Linked DNA regions of Mus musculus: region 2 is linked to region 1. A link is a contact called in ENCODE Hi-C data. All regions are on one chromosome and are shown on one strand. The core of a region is the stretch at or near the end of the contact, and the rest is flanking DNA. Distances in the headings are between cores, read along the strand shown.

What was found. Hi-C counts contacts between places; a loop is a spot of excess contacts on that map.
Region 2: a loop to region 1 is called in a map of regulatory T cell, with 2.2 times the contacts of the local background. The contact joins two enhancer-like sites. A Hi-C loop is called at or near these places in 5 of 37 maps with a recorded cell type or tissue (T-helper 1 cell, left cerebral cortex and regulatory T cell).

Annotation. Positions count from the first base shown.
Region 1 is chr10:95,011,498-95,016,386 of GRCm38, forward strand. No RefSeq gene overlaps it. Among named protein-coding and RNA genes, the nearest start is that of Gm40744, 52 kb to the left of the region's middle. Within about 2 kb of position 2,643, at least 1 of the 3 ENCODE cell types and tissues checked has a DNase peak (open chromatin) inside an H3K27ac peak, as active enhancers do.
Region 2 is chr10:95,098,096-95,102,984 of GRCm38, forward strand. No RefSeq gene overlaps it. Among named protein-coding and RNA genes, the nearest start is that of Gm29684, 45 kb to the right of the region's middle. Within about 2 kb of position 2,021, at least 1 of the 3 ENCODE cell types and tissues checked has a DNase peak (open chromatin) inside an H3K27ac peak, as active enhancers do.

The DNA.
Region 1 (4,889 bases), core at 1,393-3,892:
ACATTTCCTCTGGAAGGTGTGTTAGCAGAGTGGTTAGTAAGAGCTGGGCCAGGGCTGCTGCAACCAGAGAGGAGAAGGTACCCACCCTCAATAGGGCAGTGGCATACAGAGAGTGACTTGTAATCAATGGCCCCACTGGGAAGAGGAACAAATAAAGAGATCTGGTGACATCCAACTCTGGATGAGAGCTTTAGTGTTAAGAGAGCAAATGATCTGCTGGGGAATGGTGTTGTGCACTGTGTGTTCAGATGCTTAGATGTCTGGTTGCAAGCCAGACAATGGCATGGTTAAGGCTCTCTGATTTCAATGTTATATAAAAATTGTTTTTCTTCACCTCTGATCAGGGGTTACTAAAAAGCTGATTAGCCAATTAGCTGGGCAGAAGAGAATAGGGCGGGACTTCGGATCCCAGTCAGGAGGTCCAAGGAAGAAAGAGTAGAGAGAATGAGGAGATGGAGAGACTATATGAAGGGACCAGGAGGGTTCCCGACATGACTCAATGAGAAGGAGAATTCTCCATGAGATCATGATGAGAGAGCAGCCCTGAGGATACATGTGAACTGGAGTAAACCAGGGTAAGACCAGATAGCAAGTAACAGCCCATGTGGCCTAGTCAGTTTAGAACAGCTCAGAACCTGCCCAGCTAAGGCTTGCAGCCCATTAATAAAATTAACAGGTCTCTGTGCCATTTATTTGGGAGCTAAAATGGGTTAAAGTGGGCATAGAAATGCCATGTTGTTACCTGGGAGCAAAAGGGGTGTCGAACACCCCCTAAGAATTACATTTACAGTGATCAGCATAACTAAGCTGCCCCTGGCTGAGGTGTGATCCTCTCTGTCACAGTCCCATTATAGACTCATTGTTTCTGGTCCTTTCTCCCTTACAAGGTGGTAGATAAGATAACAGGATGATATGAAACCTCCTCTGGCTGGCACTATGCTTCAGCCTGTTCCTTCATCTTGTGAGAGGCTCCAAGGGATCCAATTCCTTGGGGACCATTGTTTCCATAGTGTGATAACCAAAGAAAGGTGAGGCTGTCTTCTTTTTAGAAGATCTTTGTTTGTGCCAGGCTGGCTAAAGGCAATTCCACAAAAGCCCAGCTTTCTTTTAGAAGAATTTGCCTCTTAGAGGTCCCACCATCTCCTAGTGATAGCACTGCCTGGGGACTAAGCCTTTAGCATGCCAGTCTTTGGGAGACATGTATCCAAACATAGTAGAACACATCTTTAGGAGGCCTATGGTGTTCAGCTTTGAGAACCAACCTCTGTGTTAGACAGATCTGGCTGTCAAAGCCTTTGAGCATGAAACAACATAAATCTGATACGGAAAGACGAACTATAAAGACACAGGCTAAGAAAAGGGAACCTGGGTTAGTTAGCATCTTTACTGATGCCATTTCCAAACTGTACAACTGTGGTGAAGTCAACTGAGCTCCCTGCTCTCATGTTCTTTTTAGATAATCAGACATTGCAAAGGTTGTACAATGACTAACAAAAAACCATGAATGAAAAACCTTAGCTAAGCCAGGTGTGGTAGCATACGCCTTTGGTCCCAGCATGAGGAATACAGAGACAGGCAAGTGGATCTCTGTGAGTTCAAGGCTAGCCTGGTCTGTGGATTGAGTTCCAGGACTGTTAAACAAATAAACTCCATTTGGAAGAGAGAAAAAAAGAAGAATATATAGAGAGAGAACAGAAAAAAAACAGAGAGAGGGAGAGAGAGACAGGGAGGGAGGGAGAGAGAGACAGGGAGGGAGGGAGGGAGGGAGGGAGGGAGGGAGAGAGAGAGAGAGAGAGAGAGAGAGAGAGAGAGAGAGAGAGAATGAATCCAAGCCCCCAGGCTACATGCTGACAGGTCCCAGACAGAGGGCACTGTAGCCTTCTTTGCAACCCACCCCACCCCTGGAGAATGGAGCTGGCTAAGTCTCTGCTAAGAATAGAATTCCCTTGGCTCTTGTTTTTCAGCTCAGAGAATATCAGATTTGCTTGCTTCTTGGCTGTGTCTGTCTTTTGCTTCCTTTAAGGTGTCTTTTTAGGTTTTTTAAAATTAAAAAAAAAAAAAAAGAAAGAAAAAAGAAAAAACAAACTTAACATTTCTACTACTCCCAATGTCTTCTCAGAGAGCGTAGCGTTTGATCGTGCCGAGTCCAGGAGGTAGATGCGGCGGATACTTCTGATCTTCTGGGCTGCTTTTGGAACGCCAGAGTGTTACTAGGCTTTCTCGGTTGATGCCAAGCAATCTAGCTGTAAGTTGAAGAAAAAAATAACGAAGAAGCCCTTGGAAGGAAACGGTGTTTAGTACGTGGTTGGAGGTGGGGAGTGAGAAGTTTCCTCTGGGCTGAGGCTGACAAGAGGAAACCAAAAAGAAAAAACATGGATGTAACAGAAGAAGAAAATGTTTTTAATGGAAAGGCTTCCCAGAGATGGAAAGAGACCGAAGGTCTTGGCCTCCGTCATTTCTATTGTCCATCTGAGGGTGTGCATGGTGCCCTGTGCCTCTCTCTTCCTCCGCCGATTCTTCTAATTCTTGAGGGCATTAGGAGATGGGGCTGATTCATCACTTGGACTGAAGCAGGAGGGCTTGGCCCAGGCAGCTCTGCCTCAGACTGAAGGCCAGATTAATACCGTTAGTGGAAAGTGTTCCAACTGAATGGGGGAGCAGGGCTCTGGCAAGGTCACTTTCCATCAGGGCCTGCCAAAGCTGATGTCACCAGGAACTTGCAACCTGCATCTGATTTCTCCCTTTCTTTTGTACTTTTTGTTTTGATTTGTTCTTTTGAGACAGGGTTTCTCTGTAGCCCTGGCCATCCTGGAACTCACTCTGTAGACCAGACTGGCCTTAAACTCAAAGATCTGCCTGCCTCTGCCTCCGAAGTGCGGGGCATTTTATACTTTTTTTTTTTTTAAAGGCACAGAATGATGTCCCCAAAGCTCACCTCTCATCGTTCATTCAAGAGGAAGCTTATTTTTAATTTTTCCACCAATTCTACTGTACTACCCAACTTAGTTTTTAAAGACTGCATGTCCCAACTTATGCTAACGAGACAGCAGGCACCCACTGTGGTTCTACGGTGGGTTAGGAAATGAGGTTGGATAAGCAAGGGCAGCCAGGTGTGGTGCCAGGCCTGCCATCAAACTGAACAAGAGGCGTGAGAGTCACGTGCATAGATCAGTGCAAGGAAGATGATTCTTCGGAGCTTTTGGAGAAGTGGGAGGCAAGTGAGGTCTTGAGTGGTCTGGGAAGACTGCCTGGAGGGGGTGATCTGTGAGGAAGATGGGTAAGCAGAGGGAGGCATAGGAAGGGCATTCCAGAATGGACACTAAAACAGTAAACAGAACAAGTAGTGATGTAAACGGGCTGTCTGTCAGGGTGTCCTGCCCCCGGGTGTAGAGGTAGCCTTGATATAAACACTGTAGTCCAAGCCTTTCTCAAAGTTTATCTCCTGGGTAAAAGGGTGATTGATGCTTTCCTGAGATCACCTCAGACACTTTGCCTGCAGCATCTCTGTTCCAGCTAAGTTCCATGGGCCAATCCCTAAGAGCCAATGGGACACCCACTGAAAGGGTGACACCCCACTATAAGGGTGACCTTAGAGGCCAACTGGACAACCACTGTAAGGGTGGCCCTAGGGGCCAATGGGACACCCACTGTAAGGGTGATCCTAGAGGCCAATGGGACACCTGCTGTAAGGGTGACCCTAGGGGCTAATGGGATATTTACTGTAAGGGTGATCCTAGAGGCCAATGGGACACCTGCTATAAGGGTGACCCTGGGGGCTAATGGGATACTTACTGTAAGGGTGACCCTAGTAGACAATGGGACACCTGCTGTAAGGGTGATCCCTAGGGGCCACTGGGACACATGTTGTAAGGGTGACTCTGGTAGAAAATGGGACACCCACTGTAAGGGTAACCCTAGGGGCCAATGGATACCCACTGTAAGAGTGACCATAATAGACAATGGGACACCGCTGTAAAGGTAACCCTAGGAGACAGCAGGATACCCACTGTAAGGGTGACTCTAGGTTGCTCCTTTGCAGGGACAGCACTTGACTCTAAGTGTGAGTGTATTCCCTTGCAGTGAAGTCTCTGGCAAATGGCTGGTAGCTGCTGGTATCCTTGGATATCCTCTGACCTCTTCCCCTGCCACATTCCCAGCTCTTTCCAATGGTCTCTGGAGCACCCGTGTGTCCACGCTTATTGTCTCCCGAGGGGATGGAGAATTGCCCAGCTAAAACTTTAGGACCGGGTAGCCATCTGGCAGGCCTATTATCTGAATTAAGTAGATGGCAGGCAGAGGGTTTAGAAACTCCCAGTTCCCATCTGCTGTGTGGAACTATCTGAGGCCTGCATCAAGAACTTGAAAGCCTGCTCGCCACTAGGACGGACTGTCCTCTGGACCCGTGCCGGACACTGTGAGATCAGTGCTGCAGGTGTGGTAGCTCATTTGGCTCTCGTGATGGAATGGTGGGGGGCGGGGGGAAGGGCTGAAATGCAGCCATAAAAGCGGCGAGCCCTCTGTTTTGTGCCATTTATCAAAGTACCGAGAGATGCCAAGGGTGAGTGTTCTGCCGGAATCGGAGTCGAGACGAGGAAAGAACATTAAGAATTCACCTCCATATTAAAGATGTCTCTTCAGAAGGGGCACGTGTAAAAATTTACATCACCTATTCAAATTTTTGATAGGTGGCCTAACTCAGCTGTCTTCATGGATTGAATGTCCTATTCAATCATTGGGAGGAGTCAGACATTGTAAGTCCAGTCCCTCATGTGTATTAGAAGTTAGCACCTCTCTGAAGGTGAAGGGTCTGGTGACATTATTAATTTTTTATCAGAGTTAACTCTGGGATGGCTGGCTCCAAACTCTGTTGGACATAGGGATGTCTTGGA
Region 2 (4,889 bases), core at 771-3,270, 86 kb after region 1:
ATCTCTGAATGAAAGAGATATTATCAGCGTTTTGGCAACCCTTAGAGCAAATGATGTTAACTGTGCTGGATGTGTGAACACCCATGTCCACATCTGAAGGATCTAGGGCTAGACAGGGAGAGGATTCAAGTACATGTATTCTCATGAACCTCAGAGACAGCACTCAATTTTCACCCAAGTTCTTGTGGTGACAATTTCCTTTCGTTTGATTCAGCCCACAAACAAGAGCCTTGGGCAGAGTTTCTAGGTGTATTTAATAACCCGTCTGTTCTCTGAACTGGATGGAATGTGCTGGAGGCATTAAATACCGCACAGTCAGAAGGACTTCAGTGAAACACTACGTAGCCAGAAAGGTCAGTAGCTGATGGGGGATTTGAATGCTGTATGATGTGGTAGATTAATCCCTAATAGCTATGGAGCTGTTAGTGGGCGCCTACTCCTTCCCAGCCTCAAGCCTAATGTTCTCTTACAGACTTAGCCATTCATGTGCCGCGGCACATGCAACCTGCTGGCTCCAACCACAGTCTTAGCCCCAGGAGCTCCCCTTGCCTTTGAAGGGCAGGACTTCCCCACTTGGAGAGCCAGACTCCTCCCAGACCTGAATTCCATCTGTGAGGTTAGGGTTCCAAATCCAGAGGCATTTTCTGTAAGTGTCTGAAGAGACTCTGGACTAGCCTGAGCATGGTCAGTCTGGCTCCAACGGGCTTCACCCTTCCCCATTCCCTTGCTAAACACTGTTAGATTATATTCCTAAGGCTAGCCATCTGGGTCTAGTCCCTTATTGGACCACTTCCTCCTCCTGAGGGTGACTGCTGAGGTCCAGCTATAGAAGTATTGAAGTCTAGCAATCAAAAGACCCCTTTGGCTCACCTAATTAACATGCCCAATTAAAATTAAACACCTCATCCTAACATGGAATTTCCTCTTTACCTATATAAACCTCCATTTGCCTGTGTGCCATGTCTGTCTCCTCTTTATCCAGAGGTAGTCCTTTGTCCCTCTGGGGCAAATATCTTTCCCGCTTCCCCTTTGCCCCCTTCCCTTTCTTCCTCATCCCCCATCTCCTGTCTTTCTCTCTTATTCCCTGCCTTCTGTCCTTTTGGAGCAAATAAATCTCCTTCATGCTGAGAACTTGGTCTTGGGGGTCCTGATCCCATACCGTTCCTTACATCTTTTCCGCCAACATCTTCACTATAACTTCAGAGAATGATCTGAGTCAGAAACGCCTAAAGTGGTTCTAAAGTTTAGTCGGCTCTAAAGTTCCCGACTCAAAGAACATGGGAAGAAATGTGTGCTGGATAAATCTTAACTATTATAAACATAAGTTCCCAGGAAAAAGGAGAGGCTGAACATTTGTTGAAGAGTCTACAAGGCCAGGGGTCTAAACTCTGTGCTTCCAAAGAGTCAAATGTCATAGATCAGAGACACGTTATCATGGGCTATCTTTAGCCTCCTTGAAAGCCATCTCTTGCCCACTTCCATGTCCAGCCAATTATTAACTATCATGGTGTCATTTCTTTATTTACAGCTGAGAATTTATGGTGCAATGCCCAGGGGTATTCCAAGACATCATGTTAATCCTCTAAGCATGTGTTCCATGAGATAAGCATGCCCCAAAATGTCTGCAGTCTTTTAAACGAACCTTAAACTAAGCATACTCAGAAACAGGATGAAAGCTGTTTGAACAGCTATAGCCTCCCTTGAGGGATCTCTCCAACCTGCCTTTGTTCCAGAAAGGCAGAACTTAGATATACCCTCTGTGTTTCTTGCCTGCTGCTGGTAACAAACCTTTCTCCACTCTGTGATGTCTTGGCTGGGCTTGGTTTGGCTTTGCACTCACTGAAATGTGACCAATTGAGTCCAGGTCTGGGAGGACGTCTTTAAAAGGAAGAACTAAGAACTAAGAACCCTGAGGAAGAGTTATGGAGACTAATCCTTCACCATGAGCCCCAGTCCATTTCTAACATTCCCCGATTGGACTGCAAAGCTGTAACGCTTGCCAGTTGGAACTCAACGTTGCTAAGGACCAGCTTCTTGTTTTCCTGCTTTGGGAACAGAAACAACTAATTTGGCTAGCCCATGCCTGTCTCGCTGTGTGTGTTGGGGGAGGGAAGAAGACAGCTTTTACTCTAGTTGATGGATGTTTAAGTAGATGTGTATTTAAGGAGCTACCACAAAATACCCCATGGTCACCTGGTCTTCATGCAGATGGCCATTTTGTAAGATAAGATGACATGTCATAGGGTGTCCCTTGCAGGAACCTGGAGAAAGGGGATTGCATACATTTATATATTTATTACATATTCAAATGGTAAGGGATGGGTTGTTTGTGTGTGGTAATTTTTTTGGTGTTTTGTTTGTTTGTTTTTGTAGCATGCGATGGCTTAGACATATCTACTTTTTATTTTTATTTTTTATTGTATAACTCTTTTAGTTTTGTTGGGCTTTATGAGGTAGAAACAGAATCACCTTGCCTTGAATGTGGGTTGACCTAGTACCTTACTTCTAGTAAACAGAAAGAAGAAAGAACAGGGGTGGGTACTGTAAAACACTACGGCTATCCCCATGTTTCTACAAAGCAGAGCTTTCTTTCTGAGCAGTGGGAACTGACACACTCTCTAAAGACCGCGTATCAGTCTCTGATGCAGCTGAGTCAGCAGAGGGCTGTTCTTGAATGCATGAAGCTCTGGGTCTAATCCCAGCCCTGCATCAGACTGGGCATTTTAGTGGGAGCCTGTGATCCCAGCACTTTGGAAATAGGGGCAGGAGGATCAGACTTTCAGTATAGAAAATAATTTGTTCCTCAAATCCCATAGAGCTTTAAACACCCCTTAGGGGAGACATTGATTTCTTTTTTGTTGTTGTTGTTTGGTTGTATTTTGTTTTTGTTTTTTTGAGACAGGGTTTCTCTGTATAGCCTTGGTTGTCCTAGAACTCGCTCTGTAGACCAGGCTGGCCTCAGACTCATAGATCCACTTGCCTCTGCCTTCTGAGTGCTGAGATTAAAGTTGTGCACAGTCACCTGCCCAGCTAGTGCAATTGACATCTATTATAAAATCTATCTTACCTTCCCCAAGGCCATATACTCATAACCCTGGACAGAGTACTTCCTATTTCCCCCTAGAGACTATTACTTTACGTTGTAGGTCCTGTCTCCTTTCTGTGATAGGTACTGGAATAAATGTTCCAGATGTAAGATAATCCCCATCTTGTAGAACAGACTCTTCTGCCTGCACAAGATCAACCTGTCTTGGCCCATGTCCTTCCTAGGCATCAATGAGACACAAGGAACAGCTACTGAAATAGTCTCTAACCAAATAATCATTGTGGCTCTGGTCCAGAGACCGTATACTTACTATAAACTAAATATAAAAAGTAAGGTATATGTTAATTCAATGGTAGAGTACCTTCTTAACATTCATGAGACTATGAGTTCAATCCTCAACACTGGAAAAAGAAATAATGAAAGTGTGTGTGTGTGTGTGTGTGTGTGTGTGTGTGTGTGTGAGAGAGAGAGAGAGAGAGAGAGAGAGAGAGAGAGAGAGAGGGAGGGAGAGAGGGAGAAAGCCTTATTACCGAGTTCAGAGATTAAGTCATACAAGGACTGCCTTGCCTGTCCTTCTTATAGCCTGTACCAGGCCAGTTGCTGTGTTGGAGATATACCAAAGTGAAAAAGAAGGATGGCTCTGGCCAATGGCTGAAAAGACAATGAGACCTACTGCCATTAGTGATGGTAGAGAGCTCAGAAGGGGAGCCACACTCTCAGTCAATGCTTCAGATGACTGTAGCAGGACATTTTTGGCTGAAACCTTATGAGACACCCTGGCCCAGAATCACCTAGTAAGTTGCTTCTGGATTTCTGGCCCAGACCATCTGTGAGGCAATGAGCATTTCTTTGAGGCACCAAGTTTTGGAGTAGTTCTTATTTGGACAAAGAAAGCTGAGATAGTTAGCCAGAGTTGCTTCCTATTACTTACAACTACAAGAACCCCGACTAAGTATAAGTCAGTCAGTAGAGACCCCAACATACAAGAGCAGTTAGTATGGTCTTCTAAGAAATCAACCCTTAACTTGTATTGCTCCCAACAGCACACCTAGAACTAATGGGAAGAAAGCAGAGTTCAATTGAATAACTCTAGCAATTAGAACTTGAAACAAGAGAACAGTTGGCTCAGCCAACTAATGATCTCTGCTTGGAAGGATTCTAGCAGAGGAGAGGGACTGTGAATATTCAAGAACAAATTCTTGTGTGGGGAGGGATCTAGGACTAACCAATATCCAGGTACCCACCCAGCCTTGAGATTCGGTTACTTTAGAACTCGCCATGCCTTAAGGATGCTTGCTTAGTGCTGTCATACCCAATCTCTCCCGTTTCTCAAGGCAACCAGCCCAAAGGTGATGTCAGCTGAGAAGGTCATTGAGACAAAGGGAAATAGATCAGGGGGATTTATGAGGGAAAGACTACAGTACCAAGCCTGAAACTTCTCTATCAAATGAGAAGCCCTAAAAGCTTCCAGTAAGACACAGCTTTAGAAACGACCATCATCGGGTTAAAGAGGGTCAATGAGATGGACCACATAATAGATTAACAATAAGCTTAGAGAAATTGAAAAAAGAATCCCTAAAATGCCACAGAGTTTTGGCAGTCAATCTTTATAGATGAATGGGAAGGGCAGCCAGGGGTCTCCAAAGGGGACAGTCAGAGAGTAACTAAAGTGAAAGCCAGAACCTTGGCTGTGGCTAGAGTTGAACAATATCTGAATTCTGCAGAAGTTAAATAAACTCTTATGGCAATTCCAGCTGAGTACAGAACAACCCATATTTGAGGAGCACTAAATGATCACACTTGACTTCCATTGGAAAAATATGAACATACTGACTGCCAGCAT